Regions from separate parts of the Homo sapiens genome. Here regions 1, 2, 3, 4 and 6 are each linked to region 5. Evidence: read pairs that join two places in POLR2A ChIA-PET (ENCODE). Cell type or tissue: PC-9. All regions are shown on one strand.

Region 1 (4,000 bases), 74 kb after region 5:
ATAATTTGTTAGCTTTATGATTTTAAAAATCCAGAATCTTGTGATGTTTCTGGAGAAAAAAATTCATATTTTAATATATAATTTGCATTTGCATTGCTAGAGGACTATTTACCAACTCCTAAAGTCAGTACATCTGAAAACAGAATGTGTCATGGAAAATAATTCTCTTTTAAAAATTCACAGCAATTAGGACATATCTTATTTTGAAAACGGAAACATGCTGTGTTCACGCCTGTAATCCCAGCACTTTGGGAGACCCAGACAGGTGGATCAGTTGAAGTCAGCAGTTCAAAACCAGCCTGGCCAACATGGCAAAACCCCATCTCTATTAAAAATGTGAAAATTAGCCGGGCATGGTGGTGCGCGCCTGTAATCCCAGCTACTCTGGAGGCTGAGGCAGGAGAATCGCTTAAACCTGAGAGGCGGAGGTTGCAGTGAGCTGAGATCATGCCACTGCACTCCAGCCTGGGTGACAGAGCGAGACTCTGTCTCAAAAAAAAAAAAAAAAAAGAAAGAAAGAAAAAGAAAAGTAAAAGGAAACAATTCAAGTGTGAATGGAGTCATAGTGGAAAAAAAGAGTTCCAGCCAAATTCTTTTCTATGCAGCATTCCCTGTGGGCAAACATCTCTTAATGAGAGGAATTCCTACTTTCCCAAGTCAAGAACTTGCTGCTCCAAGTTGCTAATATTATAGTAGTTCTATATTTTATATCAACTCCTGGATCTTTTTCTGGGTTGGGAAGTCCTTCTGGTGTCATGGGTAATCTAAACACTAATGAATAGAGCAGGTAGGATGCTGAGACCTTCAGGGGTAAAAAGCAATTTTTAAATATACATCTAAGTTTATTTTTTTTGTTTTGTTTTTGTTTTTGTTTTTGAGACAGAATGTCACTCTGTTGCCCAGGCTGGAGTGCAATGGTGCAATCTCAGCTCACTGCAGCCTCCGCCTCCCAGGTTCAAGTGATTCTCCTGCCTCAGCCTCCCGAGTAGCTGAGATTACAGACGCCTGCCACCACACCCAGCTAATTTTTGTATTTTTTAGTAGAGACGAGGTTTCATCATGTTGGCCAGGCTGGTCTTGAACTGCTGGCCTCAAATGATCCACCCGCCTCAACCCCCTAAAAGGTACTGGGATTACAGGCAATGAGCCACCGCGGCCAGCCTAAACATACATCTAAGTTTAGATGGAAATGTGTACTTAAAACAACAATAGATGAATAAAAAGCCACCCAAGCTTAGGCAAAATGGAAAATGTTATTTGCCATCGGAAGCCTTCCACGTCATATGTATATTTATATATGCTGTAGACAAATTTTTATGACACTTGTGAGCAGTGATGCAGATAAGAGGGCAGTGGCCAAGGACGGGGCGGTCACATACCCCAGCCCCGGCTGGGGTATGTGAACCCGCATACTAGGGTATGTGACCATGCAGCCCCTTGCCCTGTAGGCCTACACCCCAGGACGGGCCTTTGAGGCCCTCCAGGATGAAGCTGGTTAATCATTCACTCTGCTCCCAGGGTGAGGTAATCCAGTCTCCCCAGGGAGAGGTGAAACTTGCGGGTAAACCAGCCCAGCCTGCACTGCAGGGCTGACGTCACCGTCACTGAGCTAGCGAGCTAGTGGAGGTTGCTGCTGGCCAGGCCACGGGTGGGTGGGGAACCTGCGGTCGGGGGTGGGTATGGGGAGTGGAAGGTTGGGGAGGGTTCTCTTGAGCTGAGGGCACATTCCTGACTAAATTCACCCCGAGGCTGCTCTGGTGGAAACCACCAGCTGGTCCCAGGGCCCTGGTGCTGCAGAAAGAACGGCAGGCTGAAGGAAAGAGATCTGTGAGGGCTCCTCCACCTAGTGTGAGGGCCACTTGGTGGAACGGGGCAGCAGGGTGGAGGGGAGTGACTCTGTAGATGGTGAGAACATGGGAAATCCTGCGGAGAAAGCCCTGATTTAGGAGGCTACAGACCCTTAGTCCTGGCTCTGCCATACCACGCCCCATGCCCTGCTGGGCGCCTTCCACCCCCATTCCCCAAATAAGGACAGACCATACGTTCCTTGGTGCCCTCTCTGTGCTTTTAAGTGCCAGCTTCTTACATAGATGATCTCATTTCATCTTCAGAACAACCCCAAGAGATGGCTGTGAGGATCAACCACATGTGAGAGGTGGGGAAGCTGAGGCAGGAGCAGTGGGTACTTACCACGGATTACCCAGCAGTCAAGGCTGACTGAGGACCTTAACCCAGGCAGGCTGACTCTGGCACCCGCAGCCACAATGCCATCCTGCCTGGGTCCCAGCTGACCTCTTCTGGGACCTGTCCCCCCCACCCTCCCCCGTCTGGCATCTCATATCCTCCTCCTTCCTCTCTGCCTTTTCATATCCAATTCCTTGGAAGCCCTAGTTCTCAGAGAGGAAGGCTTATGAAGCGTTGATTCACACAGCTTCCCCATCCAGCCCAAGGGTATAATGAAAAGGAAAAGCCAATCAGTAGCAAAGAGGTCAACCTTTTGCCCATTGATTAGAGCTAAAGGTCCTCAGCCTTGCCAGAGGTCACCAATCAGAGGTTCAAAGATGATAATTAGTGGTCATCAATTTCTTGATGAGGTATCAGGTAGATGCATTCATTTATTCGATAAATTGTTTATTGGATGTCTTCAGTGGGATACACATTGTGAGCAAAGCAGGCAAAATGCCATGCCCTCACGGAGTGTTCATTTTAGTGGGGGGAGAAAGACAATTACAAACAGCAAAAATAGATAAATATTTTGTGTGTCTGAGCATGATAAATGCTATGGAGAAAAATAAAACCAAGAAAGAAGATAGGAAGGCGGGCAGGGCTAGGGTGGGCAATGGGTTACAATTATTTTTGTGTTTTTTTTTATTATTATTATACTTTAAGTTATAGGGTACATGTGCACAACATGCAGGTTTGTTTCACAGGTATACATGTGCCATGTTGGTTTGCTGCACCCATCAACTCGTCATTTACATTAGGTATTTCTCCTAATGCTATCCCTCCCCCAGCCTCCCACTCTCCTTTTGTTGCTGTTTTTTTTTTTTTTTTAAGAGACTGGGTCTTGCTGGGCATGGTGGCTCACGCTTGTAATCCCAGCACTTTGGGAGGCTGAGGCGGGTGGATCACGAGGTCAAGAGATCGAGACCATCCTGGCCAACATGGTGAAACCTCATCTCTACTAAAAATACAACAATTAGCTGGGCATGGTGGTGGGTGCCTGTAATCTCAGCTACTTGGGAGGCTGAGACAGGAGAATTGCTTGAACCTGGGAGGTGGAGGTTGCAGTGAGCTGAGATCGCACCATTGCACTCCAGCCTGGGCAAAGAGTGAAACTCCATCTCAAAAAAAAAAAAAAAAAAGAGAGAGAGACTGGGTCTCGCTCTGTTGCCCAGGCTGGAGCGTAGTGGTGCAGTCATAGCATACTACAGCCTTTCTCTCCTGGGCTCAAGCCATCCTCCTGCCTCAGCCTCTTGAGTAGCGAGGAGTACAAGCGTGCGCCACCATGACTTAAGTTTGTTTTGTTGTTTTTTGAGACGGAGTCTCGCTCTGTTGCCCAGGCTGGAGTGCAGTGGCACAGTCTTGGTTCACTGCAGCCTCTGCCTCCTGGTTCAAGCGATTCTCTTGCCTCAGCCTCCTGAGTAGCTGGGTCTACAGGTGTGCACCACCACGCCCAGCTAATTTTTGTATTTTTAGTAGAGACAGGGTTTTACCATGTTGGCTAGACTGGTCTTGAACTCCTGGCCTCAAGTGATCTGCTTCCCTCAGCCTCCCAAAGTGCTGGGATTACAGGCATGAGCCACTGTGCCCAGCCCTTGCTAACTTTTAAAAATTTTTTGTAGAGACCGGAGTCTCCCTATGTTGACCAGGCTGGTCTCAAACTCTCGGCCTCAAGCGATCCTCCTTAGGCCTCCTAAAGTGCTAGGATTACAGGTGTGAGCCAAGACCGGAGTCTCCCTATGTTGACCAGGCTGGTCTCAAACTCTCGGCCTCAAGC
Region 2 (4,000 bases), 110 kb after region 5:
TCTACCCTTGATCAGGCCCAGTGGCTTTATCCGCTCCTCTTCCTTCTCCCCTCATGTGACTATACCTTGAGAAAACTGTCAAACTGATCCTGATCACCCACCAAGTGGGCCAGGTATGAAACAAAGCAGAAACCTTTCTCGTAGGGGGTCTCATTATAGGTGTCGTCCGGGTCAACGCCTGGCAGAGGAGAAAGCAGACAAGATTTGAGCTTTTGTAGCCTGTCACCCGTAACGTTCTTCTCTAGCTCCACAGTCAAAGACTAGCGATGGAAGAGATCAGAATTCAGCTTCCCCAGGGACAGCAAGGCCAAGAAGGTGTCCAGATCCTGGCCTCTCTCCAGATCTTGGACTCTCTCAAGGCCAAGACTCTCTCTCTTAAGATCTCTATCTCAAGGCCAAGATCTCTCTCCAGATATTGGCCTCTCTCAAGGTACTTCCAAGATCTCAGAGGGCCATTCACTGTGGATCTAATATGAAGACAGAGAAACCAGCCTTCCAGAGGAGCGGACACATTTCCTTAGTCCCAGGATACACTTTGTGTGGGTAGGTTCCATCAGCATTTCCCACTGAGCACCAAGCTGTGTCTTTTCCATCCCTATTGGTCACCACCTAAATACTCAACCTACCCTCCCAGATCAATGTTTTTTTTTTTTTTTTTTTAAGACGGAGTCTTGCTCTATCACCCAGGCTGGAGTGCAGTGGCACGATCTCAGCTCACTGCAACCTCTGCCTCCTGGGGTCGAGCGATTCTCCTGCCTCAGCCTCCCCAGTAGCTGGGATTACAGGTGTGCATCACCACACCCAGCTAATTTTTGTATTTTTAGTAGAGACAGGGTTCTCCATATTGGCTAGGCTGGTCTCGAACTCTTGACCTCATGATCCACCCGCTTTGACCTGGGATTACAGGCGTGAACCACCATGCCCAGCCAATGTGTTGTTTTTACAGCTGTTCCAGGCTAAAACTAATTACCCGTCTCTAAGAAATTCATCTGCAAACTTAACGGCATCAAGGAACATGAGCTTCAATTGCATAAAAAGGTTTCAGATTAGTCACACATGGAATGAAGGAAAATGTTAGGAAGTAAAAAGATCTGAATTTGGAGAGAGGACCCGGATCTCAGTTGCAGTCATGCACTGATTAGGTACATGACCTGGACAAGACACTTAACTTGTCTGGCACTCAGTCCCATCCTCTGTAAAATAAGGCTAATGCTTTTATTCTACAGAATCCACAGATCTGCCCTGATGATCATGAAGGAATGCGAAAGAGCCTGGTAAAACGATATGGACTTGTGCAAATGCAAAGCAATGGTGAAGTCATCACGAACCGCACAGACTGGACAGAACTCCTATCTGGCTGCAATGGCTTGGGTTCAGTCAGCCCAGGGGCCAGAGAATTGGCTACAAAGAGCTCTGGAGTGCCCCTCCCTCCAAATAAAGTATTCTAAGCGTGCACTGATCAACATGAAGTTCGCATTAACTTGGGGCTCCAAGCTCAATTGAGGGGAGTGGGTGTCAGACAGAGGAGCCTCCTGGACCTGGTTCAATCTTCACGCGGAGCTTGTTGAGTGGGTTTTCCTCTCCAGTGATGTCCATGTGCTGACGCAGCAGAGCCCGCCCCGTTGCAGCCTCCAAGCAGGTGTACGCAGCGCCTGGTGCAGAATCAAACGTAAGCCTCGGGAAAACGTCTGTCACCACATCCAAGTGTATTTTCCTGACAGAGACACTGTGCTGCCTCCTTGTGGCCTCAAGAAGAACAGCGACAGATACCTGAAGCTTAATAACATTACCCTCCTGGGGACCCAGGGCAAATAGGGACAGTTACAGAGAGCCTGACTCAGTCCCTAGCTCCCTGTTGCTGTGGGCTACAAAGGACTTGGTTAACTCAGGCTGTTGGTCTCTCTCCTAAGTGAGGACTGGGGGAATCGCACCTTTCTGACAGTTACCTTTCCTTATCAAAGTACTGTATTTTTATTTTATCTTATTTCATTTATTTTATTATTTTATTTTTTGAGACAAAGCCTCACTCTGTCACCCAGGCTGGAGTGCAATGGCGTGATCTTGGCTCACTGCAACCTCCGTCTCCTCCTGGGTTCAAGCGATTCTTCTGCATCAGCCTCCTGAGTAGCCGGGATTACAGGTGTGCACCACCACGCCCAGCTAATTTTTGTATTTTTAGTAGAGAGGGGGCTTTACCACGTTGGCCAAGCTCAAACTCCTGATCTCAGGTGATATGCCCGCCTTGGCCTCCCAAAGTGCTGGGATTACAAGCGTGAACCACCACGCCCAGCCCCCGGCCTTATTTTTAGAAAATGATTTGATTTTTTTTTTTTTTTTGAGACAGAGTCTCGCTCTGTTGCCCAGGCTGGAGTGCAGTGGCACGATCTCGGCTCACTGCATCCTCCACCTCCTGGATTCAAGCAATTCTCCTATCTCAGCTTACCAAGTAGCTGGGACTACAGGCACACACCATGATGCCTGGCTAATTTTTGTATTTTTAGTAGAGACGGGGGTTTCACCATTTTGGTCAGGCTGGTCTCAAACTCCTGACCTCAGGTGATCCACCTGCCTCAGGCGTGAGCCACCATGCCTGGCAATGACTTGATCTTCTGTGAAAACTTAGAATTATTTTCATCTAACTGTTTCTGTCAGACAAAAGAAATTATCAACCCCAAATTTTTAAGGATCTCTAAGTCTCCTTCTGCATTAAAAACAATGACTGAGGGAACAGTGGAGGGGTGGGGCACAGGGTTTTGGAACCAGCCAGCTCTGCCCTTTCCTAGATGTTTTGACTCTGAGTAAGTGGCTTAGCCTCTCTCAGCCTCAGTTTCTTCAACTGTACAATGGGATAAAAATATTTGCTTGCAGGATTCCTAATGGCTGATTAAGATATTCACAAACAGGCTCTTGCTATATATATTCTGAATGAAAGTACAGAATTTGTACAAACTTTCTGGAAGATAATGGACAATATGTACTAAAAAGACTATGTAATTTAAAACGTTCAGGGCCGGGCGCAGTGGCTCACAGCTGTTGTCTCAGCACTTTGGGAGGCTTAGACAGGCAGGTCACTTGAGGCCAGGAGTTCAAGACCAGTCTGGCCAATATGCCGAAATCCTGTCTCTACTAAAAACATAAAAACTAGCTGGGCATGGTGGTGCATGCCTGTAATCCCAGCTACAGGGAGTGGGATGTGGGGGAGCTGAGGCAGGAGAATTGCTTGAACTACGGAGGTGGAGGTTGCAATGAGCCGAGATTGCAACGCTGCACTCCAGCCTGGCAACAGAACAAGACTCTGTCTCAAAAAAAAAAAAAAAAAAAAAGTTCAGACCCAGAAATTATGTTTCTAAGAATTTATCATTGTTGAAATCATCTGATATGAATAGACATTTATGTGTAAGGAAATTTGTCAACATATTTCAATGGAAAATTGGAAACAACCAGTAAATTAAAAAACATCCATATATGCAGCTATAGAAGAAAATCTAATGGGCTGGGCATGGTGGCTCACGCCTGTAATCCTGGCACTTTGAGAGGCCGAGGAGGTTGGATCACCTGAGGTCATGAGTTCGAGACCAGCCTGACCAACATGGAGAAACCTCGTCTCTTCTAAAAATACAAAATTAGCCAGGTGTGGTGGCGCATGCCTGTAATCCCAGCTACTCGGGAGGCTGAGGCAGGAGAATCGCTTGAAGCCGGGAGGTGGAGGTTGCAGTGAGCCGAGATCGTGCCATTGCACTCCAGCCTGGGCAACAAGAGCAAAACTCTGTCTCAAAAAAAAAAAAAACTAATGACCTGGGGAAATGTTTTTTTAAAAAAAAGTCAGTTGTCAAACCATGTGTGGTTTGACAATTCATACATACAGAAAAATGTTGGATACACACTACTGCCTCGTCTCTTCACACCCACTTGTATTCTGAAACCCCATAAGGAGATCACACTGGCCCCACAGGTTAAGAATGGGAGGCAGACTCCTTAGGAGAGGGGTGGGCACTTTACC
Region 3 (4,000 bases), 85 kb after region 5:
AAGCCTGGCCCTAGAGATCCTTTTTTTTTTTTTTTTTTGGGACAGAGTGTCGCTCTGTCGCCCAGGCTGGAGTGCAGTGGTGCCATCTTGGCTCACTGCAAGCTCCACCTCCCGGGTTCACACCATTCTCCTTCCTCAGCCTCCCAAGTAGCTGGGACTACAGGCGCCCACCACCACCACCACCACCACCAAGCCTGGCTAATTTTTTGTATTTTTAGTAGAGACAGGGTTTCACCGTGTTAGCCAGGATGGTCTTGAACTCCTGACCTTGTGATCTGCCCACGTCGGCCTCCCAAAGTGCGAGGATTACAGGCGTGAGCCACCGCGCTCGGCCTAGAGACACTTTTAAAATGTTGTAGAGATGTAAATAACAGCCTTTGGAAGCTTTTCTTCAGTCCCATTGATGCTTTTTTTTTTTTCTTTCCCAAAATGGAACATAGCTTACTTTTTTATGATAACATATGCTCTATTTAACTTTTTTCAGAAAATATATGTTTCATACCACCCAGAGATAACCACTAACATTATACAAGGTAGAATCATTATATACAAAATGAGTACAAACCTACTTTTTTTTCACTTAATATATCATGGACAATGCTACATGTCAGTAAATATAGCTCCATAGCATCACTTTAATGACTGGCTAATATTTGAATAAATATCTCTATTGTAGTTTGTTTCACCAATCCTTCTTTAAAAATTTACTTATAAATTTTTATGTATTTCTATTTTTAGAAATGGTGTCTTGCTATGTGCCCAGGCTAGTCAGGAACTGGGCTCAAGTGATCCTCCTGCCTCAGCCTCCCAAAGAGCTTGAGCCACAATGCCCAGCCCTATTTATAAATTTTAGATTACAGACTTGAGCCACAATGCCCAGCCCTATTTATAAATTTTTTTAAAGCATGCCCTGAACCAGAATAGGTTCAGAGAGACTCTGTCACCAATCCTTTTTTTTTTTAAGTGAAAGGAAGATTATTAAGAAAGTAAAGAAATATCCTGGCTAACACGGTGAAACCCCGTCTTTATTAAAAATACAAAAAATTAGCTGGGCATGGTGGCAGGCGCCTGTAGTCCCAGCTACTCTGGAGGCTGAGGCAGGAGAATGGAGTCAACCCGGGAGGCGGAGCTTGCAGTGAGCCGAGATCTCGCCACTGCACTCCAGCCTGGGTGACAGAGTGAGACTCCATCTCAAAAAAAAAAAAGAAGTAAAGAAATAAAAGAATGGCTATTCCATAGACAGAGCAGCCACCAGTCCTCTTTTGGTTGACATGGGTTGCTAGCTTTTGTCTTCAGTTATAACACCACCACAACGAGCATCCTTGTACATATATCTTTGTGCACTTTTCCAATTATTTTTCTTGGAAAAATTCTTAGACATGAAATTGCTGTGTAAAGACATATGCATGTTTTTTAAGGCTTTTAAACAATCTGTGAAATAGTTCTTTAGAAAGCATATCCCGCTCACACCTGTAGTCCCCACACTTTGGTAGGCTAAGGCAGGATAGCTTGAGTTCAGGAGTTCAAGACCAGCCTGGGCAACACAGTGAGACTCCTGTCTCTACAAAAATAAAATTAAATTAAAAAATTAGCTGGGTGCGGTGGCACATGACTGCGGTCCCAACTACTTGGGAGGCTGAGATGGGAGGATCACTTGGGCCCTGGGGGTGGGGGAGGCTCAAGGCTACAGTGAGCCATGATCATGCCACTGCACTCCAGCCTAGGTGATAGAGTAAGACCCTATCTCAAAAAAAAAAAAAGTTTAAAAATATATAAAAATAAACATTAAAAAATTAAAAAGAAAGAAAATGTCTCTCGGCCAGGCACTGTGGCTCATGCCTGTAATCCCAGCACTTTGGGAGGCCAAGGCAAGCGGATTAGCCGGGCGTGGTGGTGTGCCTGTAGTCCCAGCTACTGGGGAGGCTGAGGCAGGAGCACTGCTTGAATCTGGAAGGCAGAGGTTGCAGTGAGCTGAGATTGCACCACTACACTCCAGCGTGGGCGACAGCGCAAGACTCCATCTCGAAAAAAAAGTGTCTCTCAATTCACACCTTGACGAGTGGTTTTTGTCAAGTTTGAGTTTCTTCACATCCTCACCAGCTCTAGACATCAGGGGCATTCTTTAATTCTTTGCCAATTTGACATATGAAAAGTAATATCTCCCATGGCCTTAAGCTGTTCGTGTTTCAAGCAATGATAGTGAAGAGGAGGTCCATCTGTCTGCATTTGCCATGGAGAGTCTAGTTTTCCAAACCCCAGCATTTGCTCCGCCTGGAGCATTCTCTCCTGGCTAGAAATCAGCCCGGAATCAAGCCTGTGATACAAAGACTCTAAATCCCAGCTGGCCTTACAAACACATGGAGTAGATGAGGATTGACCAAAGGATGCTGGGACTTTCCCCTGGGCACTATGGCCTGGGTCACTGAGGCTGGCAGGTGTGGAGGGGGCAGGTGAGGTTGAGTCATGCAGGACACTGGGTGTGGTTTCTTGGATCAGCTCCAGAGTTGACATGCAGGTTCCAGTAACGGGCGGCTGAGCTGGGCTAATTGCTGCTGCTGGTGCCCCAGCCCAGCCCTGCACGTAGCAGAAGAAGGAGGAGGAGGAGGAGCGTAGGATAAGAATGAGAGGGCAATGCTCCCAAGGGTTGGCCACTGTGAGGTTCTGAAGAACTGAAAACTCACTTTCCATCCACCCTGCAGGATCCAAGGGTCCCTGGAAAGCAATGCTCATTGAATCCACCCTCCACCCCAGGCATGTTTGTATATCCATAGGGCATTCCTCAAACTGCACATCTAATGGTGGGGTTTTAGGCACCCATACAGCGGAGACATTTGTGTTGCTCAGCACCTCTCAAAGCAGAGTCAGCTGTGGAATTGAAGAAAGAAGGCAGGGTTCAAGCTCCGGTTTCCTAAACTTACTACTATCTCTGAGAGCTTAAGCTTTTCTTAACCTCTCTGAAGCCTCAGTTTGCTCATCTGTGAAATGAGGCACTTATCCTCTACCTTGTTGAGAGGTTTATATAGATGTCTTTGGAATTTCCTAGGCTCTAGCCTAGGCTTTCTTTCTTTTCTTTTCTTTTTTTTTGAGATGGAGTCTCACTCTGCCACCCAGTCTGGAGTGCAGTGGCATGATCTCAGCTCACTGCAACCTCTGCCTCCCAGGTTCAAGCAATTATCTGCCTCAGCCTTCCGAGTAGCTGGTATTACAGGCAGCTGCCACCATACCCGGCTAATTTTTTTGTATTTTTAGTAGAGACGCGGTTTCACCATCTTGGCCAGGCTGGTTTTGAACTTCTGACCTCATGATTCATCCGCCTCAGCCTCCCAAAGTGCTGGGATTACAAGCCTGAGCCACTGCACCAGGAATTTTTTTTTTTTTTTTTTTTTGAGATGGAATCTCACTCTGTCGCCTGGCTGGAGTGCAGTGGTGTGATCTCGGCTCACCGCAACCTTCTCCTCTCGGGTTCAAGTGATTCTCCTGCCTCAGCCTCCAAAGTAGCTGGGATTACAGGCACCCGCCACCACGCCCGGCTAATTTTTGTATTTTTACTAGAGATGGGGTTTCGCCATGTTGGCCAGGCTGGTCTCAAATTCCTGCCCTCAGGTGATTTACCCGCCTCAGCCTCCCAAAGTGCTGGGATTACAGGTATAAGCCACCGTGCCAGGCCATAGCCTAGGCTTCCTACTCCCCCTGGGTGACCTCTTCCCTACTGGGTCTTCTGCACACAGCATGGAGCCATGCACACAGCAGACAGTTAATGAACACAGAGAGAATGAATGATGTATGTAAAGCAATAACTTGACACATTGCCTGGCACCTAGTAGATACTCAGTAAGCGGTCAGCTGTCAACATGAAGCTCAGGCTCCATTCAACATGATTTGTGACTTTGAGCAAGTTACCTTTCTTTTCTGAGCTTCAGTTTCCTCATCTGCAAAGTGAAGAGTGTTCTACATTGAGTGCTCTGTCCTACAAATCACTGGTAGTTATGATGTAGGGAGT
Region 4 (4,000 bases), 62 kb after region 5:
CATAAGTTTCCCTTTGTAAAAGTGACATATTGGGGCCAGAAGTGGTGGCTCATGTCTGTAATCCCAGCACTTTGGGAGGCTGAGGTGTGTGGATCACTTGAGGCCAGGAGTTCAAGACCAGCCTGGCCAACAGGGTGAAACCTCATCTCTGCTAAAAAATACAAAAATTAAGGCCAGGTACGATGGCTCACACCTGTAATCCCAGCACTTTGGGAGGCTGAGGCAGACGGATCACCTGAGGTCGGGAGTTCGAGACCAGCCCGACCAACATGGACAGAAACCCCGTCTCTACTAAAAATACAAAATTAGCTGGGTGTGGTGGTGCATGCCTGTAATCCCAGCTACTCAGGAGGCTAAGGCAGGAGAATCGCTTGAACCCAGGAGGCGGAGGTTGTGGTGAGCCAAGATCGCACCATTGCACTCCAGCCTGGGCAACAACAGTGAAACTCCGTCTCAAAAAAAAAAAAAAAAAAAAATTAGCCAGTGTGGTGGTGGGAACCTGTAATCCCACCTACTCAGGAGGCTGAGGCACAAGAATCTCTTGAACCTGGGAGGTAGAGGTTACAGTGAGCCGAGATTGTACCACTGCACTCCAGCCTGGGTGACAGGTGAAACCCTGTTTCAAAAAAAATCCTGAATAATCCTTATCTATTGTTAGTTTCCCCATATATTTACTTTACCATAATTTACCACCCTAAAAGGAAAAGGCAGTAGGCAGTGAGCCATGGACCTGGAGGACCTTGAACAATTCCTTCTAGAGCTGAGAGACAGCCTGGGGACTGAGAACAAAAATCGCAGAGCTAACAGCCCATATGGATGACAGATGATATGACCTGGGGAGACAATCCCAACACTCCTTGGAGGTTGAGAACGCTTTCACTAGAGGAAAGGTGTGGAGGAAATGAGAGGGCCTTCCCCGTAAAGATCTGTTGAAGAAAACCACCATCACCAGAATATGCATAGTTCTTTGGCAAAGGTCAAGTAAAGATGAAATCTGTATACAGTGTGCCTAATGTACCTCTGTCACTTTATCTTTGGTTTTCCTGATACATTCAATGTTGGAATAAACTGAATCCTAATTTTTGGCTTGAAAAAACAAAAAAAAGATGAAATCCAAGTCATTGTGTCCCAGGACATACAGAATCAGGTGTGGGGACTGCAAAGCTTTGCCACAGGCATCTCAGGCACAATGCAGGAAGCAGGCTAAGCCAGCAGTTCTCCACTGTGGCCACCCTGAGCCTCTGCCTTACTCAGCAGGACCCCCTAAAGCAGGCCTCTAGGTGGTCTTAGAGCTGAGCCTCTGTGTGCTAATCTCCTGTCCAGAGAAGCTGAGCAGGACTGGGACCGCCAGCACGGGGGCAGGGTTGACACCTCTTCTACTCCTCTGGAGGGAAGGTGGTACAGATTCAGCAGGGTGGGAAACTGAAGGATTTCCTGTTTGAGGTCATGGCCTTCCCGTGAAGAAGACAGCAAGATCATTTGATGAGAGTCAAGAGATGCAGGAGCTGCAGGTGAGGGTGGAGGAGTGATGGAGGGAATGGGAGAAGGAGCTGACCAGGACAGTGCCCCACCGAGATGATGCCATGGATTGGTAAAGTCACCAATGAACACAGCTGTGATCTAAGCACCCAGCAAAGGGCTGGGCACATAGTAAGCAGTTACTACATATTTGTTGACTGAGTACACAGTCATCATTGTTGTTGAGAGAGACAGAAGAGATCAGGTGGAAAACACATCTTAGGTAAACTTGGTCAGTTAATCCTCTGGTGGCAAAGGAAACTTCTCTGAGTTGAGACACACCCACCCAAGGCCTCTGCCCCTACCCAGACTCCTGACTCTGACCTGCCTAAAATAAATCTGGGGGCTGCAAGTGGCCTGGAGGCTGGACACTGGTGTTTCTCTTCCTCTGGGACACAGGCTCTGCCTTCTGACTCAGACTTGCCTCATCTGACACCTATGTCCCTTGCCCAAGTCTGCCTTTCCCCCTTGCTCCTTCCAGAAACCCAAACTCCAGGTTCACTCTTGCTTCCTCAACTGACCTGACTGCAGAACAAAGTCCAGAGAGAGGCAGAGCCACCCAGGGTGCCCAGTACCGCCACCTCCTCCTGGACATCTTGTTACAGTGGGGTCTCCCATCAAGGCAGCTAGCAGCTCAAGTGTGGATCTTATTGTCAATTCTACTCTGTCTCGCTCTAGACCTCAGATTTCTGCTGGGAAATGCCCACTGAAGATAAAGAGCCTTTGGTCCTCTTGCCTCTGAGGGCTTGAACACAACTTCCTGGCACTCCTTGGGCAAGGTAGCCCCCCCTAGAGCCATCCCATCCTTTTGGAGTTGGCCAAGAATTCCTGGCCCAAGGCAGCAAGAGCCTGGCAGCAGCACTGCCATGGAAAGGAACAGAGCTTGCTCCCCAAGGGCCTGAAACACCTGCCAGTACTGCCACCCGCTCTCCACCCCCAAGAGCTCTGCCCAACCTGTCCTACAGGTGTGTCTGGATCAGGGCCAGTGGGGCCCAGCACCCAACTCATTTACGGGAAGGGAGGATGTAAACAGAGGACAAGGGGCGGACAGAGGGCAAAGGCAACCCAGGTTTCTTGTTTGCACCTCACTTAGCTCAGAGGCTGCCCACATCACACCCCAGGGGGGCTGGTACCCTGGGACCTGGGACCTGCCCACCAAGGGGCAGCATGCAGTGCCATGAGTTGCCTTTATTTGCCCTCCAACCACTAGCCTTCAGGCCATTTGCAGCCTCCAGGCCATTTGCAGACCCCGGATTTATTTTAGGCAGGTCAAAGTCAGGAGTCTGGGTAGGGGCAGAGGCCTTGGGTAGGTGTGCCTCAATTGGGAGAAGTTTCCTCTGCCTTTATTTTACCTTCCCACCACTCCCTGGTCCCTGTTGCTGGCACTGTCCCTGGCCCGCCTATCCTCCCTCACAGCATGGTCTCAGCCTCAGAGAACTCCCTACCCATTCAGCCTATGGCCAGGATGCAACTAGAGAGTGGCAGGTGCTGAGACATTGGATAGAGTTCGCCACATGGCCCACTCTGGGGAGGGAGGCACTTTAGGTTTCATTTTCCCACTTCAAGGAGTCAAGAGAAGGCAGGGGATAGAAGGCCAAAGGACATTTGAAAGGGCCTCACCAATTATCAGGTGGGAACCCAGGTAGAGTGAGAATAATAATACCACCTGCCTCTCAGGGTTAATCCATGCAGGATGCTTATGAGTACTTGGGCCATAGGAAATCTTAAAAACTCCATGCAGTTGGCCAGGCGCAGTGGCTCACACCTGTAATCCCAGCACTTTGGGAAGCCGAATTGGGCAGATCATGAGGTTCAGGAGATCGAGACCATCCTGGCCAACATGGTGAAACCCCCTCTCTAGTAAAAACATAAAAATTAGCTGGGCGTGGCTGCGTGTGCCTGTAATCCCAGCTACTCAGGAGGCTGAGGCAGGAGAATCGCTTGAACCCGGGAGGCGGAGGTTGCAGTGAGCCGAGATTGTGCCACTGCACTCCAGCCTGGCAACAGGGCTAGACTCTGTCTCAAAACAAACAAACAAACAAACAAAACTCCATGCAGTCAACAAATCAATCTTTCTTTCTTTCTTTCTTTTTTTAGAACAAACATTTATTTATTTTTTGTCTCACTGTGTTGCTCTGGCTGGTCTCAAATTCTTGGGCTTAAGTGATCCTTCTGCCTCAGCCTCCCAAATAGCTAGGATTACAGGTGTGAGTCACCACTCCTGGTTAACACATATTCCTTGACCATCCACCAGGTTCCGGGTACCCTTCTAGGGGCTGGGATAAATCAGTGAACAAAACAGACCACTGCCTGCCCACATTAGCCTCCATTCTAGTGGGGGATAGACGTGAAACAAGATAAATACACAAATATCTCACACATTAGATAATGATGAATGCTGGGGAGAAAGAGAACTACAGGAAGTGTGTGGAGGGGTTGCCAGGGAGGTCATCCTGCAAAGGGGTTATTTGAATAAAGACCT
Region 5 (4,000 bases):
GATCACTGGAGGTCAGGAGTTCGAGACCAGCCTGACCAACATGGTGAAACCCCGTCTCTGCTAAAACTACAAGGCTGTGCATGGTGGCTCATGCCTATAATCCCAGCACTTTGGGAGGCCGAGATCAAAACCATCCTGGCCAACATGTTGAAACCCCGTCTCTACCACAAATATAAAAGTTAGTTGGGCATGGTGGCGCACGCCTGTAATCCCAGCTTCTTGGGAGGCTAAGGCAGGAGAATCTTTTGAATCTGGGAGGCGGAGGTTGCAGTGAGCCAAGATCGTGCCACTGCACTCCAGCCTGGTGACAGAGTGAGACTCTGTCTCAAAAAAAAAAAAAAAAAAAAAGACTCAGAGATCCCACCCCAGCCCCTAGCTCTGGAATCGGAGCCCAGCCTCTATTCCCTAGAACAGGCAAGGCCAAGCTGGCTGCCCAACATCTTGGGTGAGACTTGATTTATGCATGAATAGAATGATTTCTACCCATGAGCAAAGGTCCTCCTACCTCTGGCTGTCCTTGGCTGTAGGGGTCAGATCTTGACCCCTCTGAATCTTCCTGGGGTTCATTCTGTTTCTCTCCTGTCTAAACCAGCACAAAAGTCCTGTGAATCTGCAGGGGCAGTGTTTTGCCCGTTTGGGGGCCTGTGGCCTTGCGGGCTGAGGGAGGCCCTTTGCTGAAACTACCCTATACACCCTACATGAGAACAACCTGCAGGGGCCTGGGAACCTAGGTCATGTCTGTCTCCCCAGTGCCTAGCATAATTCCTGACACAAAGTATGCACTTCATGCATATAAGTTGTTTTCGTTTTTAGCAGGTCTCTGCTTGAAGACGTGGCAGCCTTCAGTCAAGGTCATGTCTAGAGTCTCAATACTGGGTAGTATGAGTGCCCTGCATCTGGAGGGCTCGAAAATTTGAGGGTTACACTGAAACAAGTTTGGATTGTCTGCATCTCCCTCTATTGAGGTCCCTCTGGCATAGAGCACTGAAATGCTAGTTCATCTAGCACCTAGGCGCTAGTTCATAGACCCTGAAACTCCCAGGCTGGGGGGTCTTGGCTTGCTGTCCTGCAGCCTGGTAATGTGGCTCTGACTCAAATTGCTGCAGGACCTTGGGCCATGCTGCCATGATCCCAGGCATCCCAGAGACCCCGGAATCATAGGCGCTAGTTCAACTAGGACCTATGAACTAGCATTTTTCCCTCATAGTCAACAGAAGATCCCTGTTCTCCCAGCCTTTGGGCAGGGCCTAGAGTAGGAAGATTGGAGGACACACAAGCATAGTGCCCCTTTCCCAGGTCTCCCTCTGGACATGCCTGATCCACTGTGGCCAGCTGGGGGGCACCCCCCTACAGGAAATCCTCCAGGGTGGGACCATGGGGCCAATATCTGACCTGGATCCTGGAACTTTGGCAAGATGCCCTTGCCAACAATCACGAGCACTGAGCCCTCCTCTGGAAGGAGAAACCCTCCCTCTGGGCCTAGCCCTCATCCGTAAAATGGGGCTTTGCTAGGGGTACTCTCAGTCCCCTCCAAGCACTAGTATTCCCAGGTAAACCTACGAATGATGCCCAGTCAATGTTTTTGTTTGGTTTTGTTGTTTTTTGCAGAGGATGAGGGAAAATGTCTGGACCACTGTTGGCCTAACAGTTCACAGAAAGCTGCCACTGTGCACTGGAAAGGTATATTTAGGTCTCTTGCAATGTCCTTTTCTCTTTTGCCAATTTCTGACCCAGGAGGGTGGAGGAGAATAGAGATGGTGGTGACCTTGGTGGAGGCAGGAAGGAGCAGGGCTGATAGCTAGATTTTCATCTGTGCAGGTGCATGTTTATGCATTTGTGTCTGTCTCTGAGCTCAATATAGATCAGCGTGTATCTCCCTCCATATTAGAGTTACAGAGCTCTCCATTTACAGCTGTAAAAGAGATTTATATTTCTTTCTAGAATGGTTGGGGCAGGGGTGTGGTTCAACAGATGGCTAGCAGGTTACAGGTGTGTCTAGCTGAAAAAAGTATCTGGCCCTGGGCCTCCTGATTGGCTGTCAGTGAGTCACAGCGGTTGGGTTCTTGGAGTGGAGCTAATTGGCTGTCATGGAGTTGGGTTCATGCCCTGCCTTATCTTTAGGGCCTTCTTCTGCCAGCCTAGACGGACAATGTTCCCTGTAGAGGCAATGACGCTTGCAGGCTGCTGACTGCGGGTCAGTGGGACGTGCCCTTTGGGTAGTTTTCCCAGCAGCATGTGGTTCACCTTGACCTGGCCACACCCTGACTCCTCAGCTCTCCAGAGCCCGAAGGATGGCACCCTACTGGGGAGTGATTCCAGGGGCCAGCTGGCTGTGACCTGGCGAAGTCACAAAGGTATTTCCTCAGTTCTGGAAGTGCCATCCGAACTGACTGGCAACAAGAAAGTGTTTGTGGGTAAACATTGTAGAAACCAACTCTGGATTCTGTGAAAGGCCTCTGGAGAGATAGGCAGGGAACTGTTGCCATGGTAACCAGCTCAGGGGGTCGGAGCAGAAAGCAGAAGAGAGGCAGGCAGGAGGGGTCCCTGTCTTGGCTTTCCAGATGCAAGGAATCCTTGAACATGCAGGCTCTGGGAGTGGTCTGCCTCCCGGCCTCAAGTCACATGTACACACAGGGCTTTTCACTTCTCCTAGGCCTTACATGGGTGTGGCTTCATGCCCTTCCAGGGAGCAGGACCCAGACAGTTATTCCAGGGTGAGAGATGGGCAAAGCAAGCCCTCCAGGAGCATACACACTGCCCAAGGTCACAGGGCAGAGACCAGCAGCCAGCAGGAGCCCAGCAGGCACAGGAACACTTGACGAAATCCGTTTTCTGTCTGTCCGCCAAACTAGCTGCAGCCCCCGGTCCTCCATTAAGAGTCCCAGGGACCACTCAGCTCAGGGTAGTGGGAGGAGTTGGCATAATCTTCTTGGCTCAGGGCTACAACTTCTGAGAAGTTCAAACAACCACATATTTCCCCATCCTCCTCCTCCCACCTGTTTGTCCACCTGAGTAGAATACAATTTCTGTGTCTGAGCAGTGGGGGGCAATTGAACTGGGGAGACCTTGACAGGCCCCTTATCAGCTCCCTGGGGCTGCCAGGCTGCCTGTTGGTATCCTGGACTCCCGGCTCTTGCCCGCCCAGGCTGGCACAGTTGCCATCCAGGGTGCCTGGGCGGAGAGCCAGAGGGAATTTTCCACCTGCCTGCCTTTGTTGTCTGCTCTGTGGTCTGGAGCCTGGGCCAGGGGCGGGGCAGGCCCCCTGGGTATCTGCAGGAGGGCTCCGAGGTTGCCTTGGGCTGCCTCACACAGGAATTGCCAACCCTTCCCATGTTCCATGACCCAGCGAGGTTTCTTTTTCTCCATGGGGGAGATGCGGGAGCTAGTGGGGATAGGGGAAGGTTGGGCACTGGGGTGGGGATGCCCACCTGGGTAACCACAGAGTGCCAGGGTTAGAAGGAGCCTAGGCTTATCCAGCTGAGCCCCTACCTTGTACAGATGGGAACACTGAGGCGCCTGCCTTGTACAGATGGGGATAAGAGGGCAATGGACATGGCCAAGGTCACAAAGGGAGGGTAGATGCCAAGCCATGACTCAAAGCCGCTTTCCAGACTCACATCCCAGTATCTGTCACCAAACCTTTCAGTCCCCCCATAACTTCACTTTTCCATTCGGGGCTGAATCAGGCTATGGGTCTCCCACTCCAACCCCTCCTTCCACACCCTGTCCTCTCTTCTTAGCACAGGATGTGTGGGCCTAGGCCTGCCTTCCACAGCTCCTCAATGTGAGCACCAGCTCCCCTGGCCCCCGACTGCCTTCAAGAGGCCCTCCCCTCCTGGAACTGGCTGAGCTCTGCACAGGGTCCTCAGGCTGAGGGCGGGGCCTGGGCTGCTCTAGGGGCAGTGGGTGAATGAAGACAAACCCATGGGAAGAGATGAGAGGCAGCGGGCTGAGCTCAGCAGCTGGACAGGGTGGTGGGCCCACTTGGAGCTGTTTTATG
Region 6 (4,000 bases), 50 kb after region 5:
CAACATAGTGAAACCCCATCTCTACTAAACATACAAAATTAGCCGGGCATGGTGGGGCATGCTGGTAATCCCAGCTACTCGGGAGGCTGAGGCAGGAGAATCACTGGACCCCATGAAGCAGAGGTTGCAGTGAGCCAAGATTGCGCCGCTGCACTTCAGCCTGGGCGGCAGAGTGAGACTCCGTCTCAAAAAAATAAAAAAGGCCAGGCACGGTGTCTCATGCCTGTAATCCCAGCACTTTGGGAGGCCGAGGCAGGTGGATCATGATGTTAGAAGTTCAAGACCAGCCTGGCCAAGATGGTGAAACCCCATCTCTACTAAAAAATACAAAAATTAGCTGGGCATGGTGGCAGGCGCCTGTAATCCCAGCAACTGGGGAGGCCGAAGCAGGAGAATTGCTTGAACCTGGGAGGTGGAGTTTGCAGTGAGCTGAGATCACGCCACTGCACTCTAGCTAGCCTGGGTGAAACAGCAAGATTCTGCCTCAAAAAAAGAAAAGAAAAGAACCTGTAAAACAATGAATGTTCATTTTTTTTTTAAGTCTCTATCTTTTGGAGTAATTTGTTATGCAACAATAGAAAACAAAGGCACAAGAGTAGAATGCTGTAAAAAAATAACATGTATAGGACATGGTCCGCCTGGCCAATAAAGTAAGACCTCATCTCTACAAAAAAACAAAAATAATTAGCTGGACATGATGGCATGTCCCTGTAGTCCCAGCTACTTGGGCAGCCGAGGCAGAAAGATTGCCTGAGCCTGGGAGGTGGAGGCTGCAGTCAGCCGTGATCGCGCCACTGCACTCCAGTCTGGGAGATCCTGCCTCAAAAAAACCCCCACGATAACCAAAAACATAAAAAGAGCTCTTGGAAATTAGATACATGAAAACAGAAAATATAAACTCAATAAAGGGTTACAAACAAAGTTGAGGAAATCTTCCAGAAATTAGAGTTGAAAGACAACAAGATGCAAACAGGAAAGAAAAGAGAATTAGACAATTTGCTGTGAAGAGCCCAACTTCTGATAAATAGGGGTTCTTGAAAGAGCAAAGAGTATACAAAAATTAGCTGGGCGTAGTGGCACATATCTGTAATCCCAGCACTTTGGGGGGCTGAGGCGGGCAGATCACGAGGTCGGGAGATCGAGACCATCCTGGCTAACACGATGAAACCCCGTCTCTACTAAAAATACAAAAAATTAGCCGGGCGTGGTGCCGGGCGCCTGTAGTCCCAGCTACTCGGGAGGCTGAGGCAGGAGAATGGCATGAACCCGGGAGGCAGAGCTTGCAGTGAGCTGAGATCGCGCCACTGCACTCCAGCCTAGGTGACAATGTGAGACTCTGTCCGTCTCAAAAAAAACAACAACAACAAAAAACCACTGAAACAATCCAAGCAAATTTCCAAAAACTGAACTAAATATCCTTCAGTTTTCAGGTTGAAAGGGCACAGTAAATGCCCAGAACGATGTTCGAAGATAGAAGTACACTAAGGCGGCCAGGCATGGTGGTTTGCACCTGTAATCCCAGCACTTTGGGAGGCTGAGGCAGGCGGATCACTTGAGGTCAGGAGTTCGAGATCAGCCTGGTCAACACGGTGAAACCCTGTCTCTACTAAAAATACAAAAATTAGCTGGGCGTGGTGGCACACACCTGTTGTCCCCGCTACTTGGGAGGCTGAGGCAGGAGAATCATTTGAACCTGGGAGGTGGAGGTTGTGGTGAGCTCTGGTCGCGTCACTGCACTCCAGCCTGGGTGATAGAGTGAGACTCCATCTTAAAAAAAAAAAAAGGAGGAATGAGGGATACAGAAGAATCAAGGATGACATCTTGATTTTTGGTTACAGCAACCTAGTAGATGGAAGTCACAGTTACTGAGATGACAGGGAAGACAGTCTGCCTCACCTCTGGCCCCTGAGGGCATGACTGGATTTCACAGGCTACACAGGCTCCAAGGGAAGCAGCACCCTCAGGGCTGGGCTAAATTTAACTGAGGCCAGAAAGTGAAGAGTGTTTGGTGGAGGGTGGGGAGACAGTAGGAGGGTAGATCAAGGGAGAGGAAACCCCATCACAGTAGGCTTGGGCTTGTAGGAGAACAGAGATGACCAGAGGGACTGAGAATTACAGCACTGTGGGTGTAACTGCAGCAGGCATGGTCCACATTGGTAGCTGGCAATGAGATTGGTTGGTTCCCCAGACTTTGTTTGTTCCTTTGACATCCAGGCTTTGCATGAACAAACACCCATGTCCCCTTCTCAGAAAATTGCCCATCCCCTTGTTGGAATTCTTCTATTAAGACAAAATCTCCCTTCCAGTGACCTATGCTCAGTGGTTCCTGTTTTTTATTTGTTTTTTGAGACAGGGTGGCCCAGCCTGGAGTGCAGTGGTGTGAGCATGACTCACTGCAACCTCAACTTCCCAGGCTCAAGTGATCATCCCACCTCAGCCTCCTGAGTAGCTGGGATCACAGGCATGTACCACCACACCCAGCTAATTTTTTAGTTTTTTTTGTACAGACAGGGTTTCGCTATGTTGCTAGGCTGGTCTCGAATTCCTGGGCTCAAGCGATCCTCCTGCCTCAGCCTCCCAAAGTGCAAGGGTTTCAGACATGAGCCACAGCACCCAACCATGCTCAGTGGTTCTTGATTTACCTTCTGGTCAGCTACAATGCAGGGTACATGACTTCTGTGCTTCCTCACTTTGAGCATTGAAAGCTTTTTACCTGGTCATACCAAACCTTGGCAAGAACAATTTCACCAGCCACCAATGAGAAGGGTCACTTCTGCAGTGGGTCTTTAAAAAAAATAGGCCCGGGTTTTCTTTTTAATATGATGTTGTTTTGTTTGTTTGAGATGGAGTCTCGTTCTGTTGTCCAGGCTGGAGTGCAGTGGCGTGATCTCAGCTCACTGCAACCTCTGCCTCCCAGGTTCAAGTGATTCTCATGCCTCAGCCTCCTGAGTAGCTGGGATTACAGACGTGCACCACCATACCTGGCTAATTTTTGTATTTTTAGTAGAGACAGGGTTTCACCATGTTGGCCAGGCTGGCCTCGAACTCCTGAACTCAGATGATCCACCCGCCTCGGCCTCCCAGGGTGCTGGGATTATAGGTGTGAGCCACCTTGCCCGGCAATTTTTGTTTTTTTAGAAGAGATGGGGTTTCACCATGTTGGCCAGGCTGATTTTAAACTCCTAACCTCAAGTGATCCACCCACCTCGGCCTCCCAAAGAGCTGGGATTACAGGCATGAGCCACCATGCCCAGCAACCCCTTCTTAAATTAACCCCTTGTAGTATAGTAGAGCTTGTCTCTCCAGATAAAGGGCTGTAGGGAAGGAAACCAGACGGGGCAGTTTTCCTGGCTCCCCACCTACCTCATTCCCCCAGGATATGTTTCCAGTGAGCATCCCAGAGTCCCCCAGGCCACCCCAATTAATCTTGTTAATGGGCCCTCCTGGGGAACCTGTCTCCTCCCATGACCCTGACCAGATCAAGGCAGGAGGCACTAGGCAGCACTGTGCGGCCCCGCCCTCTGCAGTTACAGTTGCCCAGCTGAGCGCTTTGTTAGGTTCGTGACTCCAGTCTATCTGGTGACTAGAGTCTGTTTGCAGAGTGCTGGCACCCGGTGCGGCTCACAGAGCTGACATTCTGCTCCACTCTCTGGCGCCAGGCCCACGCCACCACGCCCGCCCATGCCCCAGAGAGGCTGGCTCAGGTTACCCCTGTGCACCCATGGTTCCCCAGGAGGCCCAGGGCTGGGTAGGAGGGTCCTGCCCCACCCCGCAGGTGGCATGGGTGCTTGAGGAACACAGAAGGGCCTCACCTGAGGTCTCTGGGAGAGCCATGAGGATGTGCAGCGGCCTTAGTTGTCATAGATACCAGAATCTGGGCGCAGCCCCACTTCCCATTTCCCAAGCTTCACTGTGTGGGCCTCACAAAGCCACTTGGGGCTTGTCCATACTTGCCCTGTGCACGGAAGTCTAGCATCAGTGCCAGCCTCGGCCCATCCCT

The links. Peaks named below come from ENCODE experiments on the same cell type or tissue, not always from the same donor. Only the 100,000 strongest peaks of a DNase experiment are listed, where the experiment ranks them.
Region 1: POLR2A ChIA-PET joins it to region 5 with 31 read pairs; 11 of 35 experiments call an interaction of 5 or more read pairs at or near these places.
Region 2: POLR2A ChIA-PET joins it to region 5 with 14 read pairs; 15 of 35 experiments call an interaction of 5 or more read pairs at or near these places.
Region 3: POLR2A ChIA-PET joins it to region 5 with 24 read pairs; 18 of 35 experiments call an interaction of 5 or more read pairs at or near these places.
Region 4: POLR2A ChIA-PET joins it to region 5 with 25 read pairs; 12 of 35 experiments call an interaction of 5 or more read pairs at or near these places.
Region 6: POLR2A ChIA-PET joins it to region 5 with 31 read pairs; 11 of 35 experiments call an interaction of 5 or more read pairs at or near these places.

What each region holds. Positions count from the first base shown.
Region 1 is chr1:202,032,555-202,036,554 of GRCh38, reverse strand. No RefSeq gene overlaps it. Among named protein-coding and RNA genes, the nearest start is that of ELF3, 24 kb to the right of the region's middle. In PC-9, no CTCF peak of the experiment used is centred here; a DNase peak (open chromatin) is centred at 1,534; H3K4me3 peaks cover 356 bases; H3K27ac peaks cover 2,797 bases.
Region 2 is chr1:201,997,554-202,001,553 of GRCh38, reverse strand. It overlaps RNPEP (arginyl aminopeptidase), which reads right to left. Exons shown (of 11, transcript NM_020216.4): 5 at 4,000; 6 at 1,539-1,652; 7 at 66-178. It overlaps ELF3-AS1 (ELF3 antisense RNA 1), which reads left to right. Exons shown (of 2, transcript NR_146472.1): 2 at 1,227-1,503. Among named protein-coding and RNA genes, the nearest start is that of MIR6740, 3.6 kb to the left of the region's middle. In PC-9, CTCF peaks have their summits at 1,510 and 1,711 (motif pointing left); a DNase peak (open chromatin) is centred at 1,733.
Region 3 is chr1:202,021,696-202,025,695 of GRCh38, reverse strand. No RefSeq gene overlaps it. Among named protein-coding and RNA genes, the nearest start is that of ELF3, 13 kb to the right of the region's middle. In PC-9, no CTCF peak of the experiment used is centred here; DNase peaks (open chromatin) are centred at 2,485 and 3,285; H3K27ac peaks cover 2,599 bases.
Region 4 is chr1:202,044,925-202,048,924 of GRCh38, reverse strand. No RefSeq gene overlaps it. Among named protein-coding and RNA genes, the nearest start is that of ELF3, 36 kb to the right of the region's middle. In PC-9, no CTCF peak of the experiment used is centred here; DNase peaks (open chromatin) are centred at 1,744 and 2,464; H3K4me3 peaks cover 898 bases; H3K27ac peaks cover 3,986 bases.
Region 5 is chr1:202,106,650-202,110,649 of GRCh38, reverse strand. It overlaps LOC105371684 (a long non-coding RNA gene), which reads left to right and starts at 1,480. Exons shown (of 2, transcript XR_001738375.2): 1 at 1,480-1,680. RefSeq lists an enhancer at 1,763-2,736. In PC-9, no CTCF peak of the experiment used is centred here; DNase peaks (open chromatin) are centred at 2,139, 3,119 and 3,579; H3K4me3 peaks cover 664 bases; H3K27ac peaks cover 3,486 bases.
Region 6 is chr1:202,056,707-202,060,706 of GRCh38, reverse strand. No RefSeq gene overlaps it. Among named protein-coding and RNA genes, the nearest start is that of ELF3, 48 kb to the right of the region's middle. In PC-9, no CTCF peak of the experiment used is centred here; DNase peaks (open chromatin) are centred at 2,306 and 3,546; H3K27ac peaks cover 3,808 bases.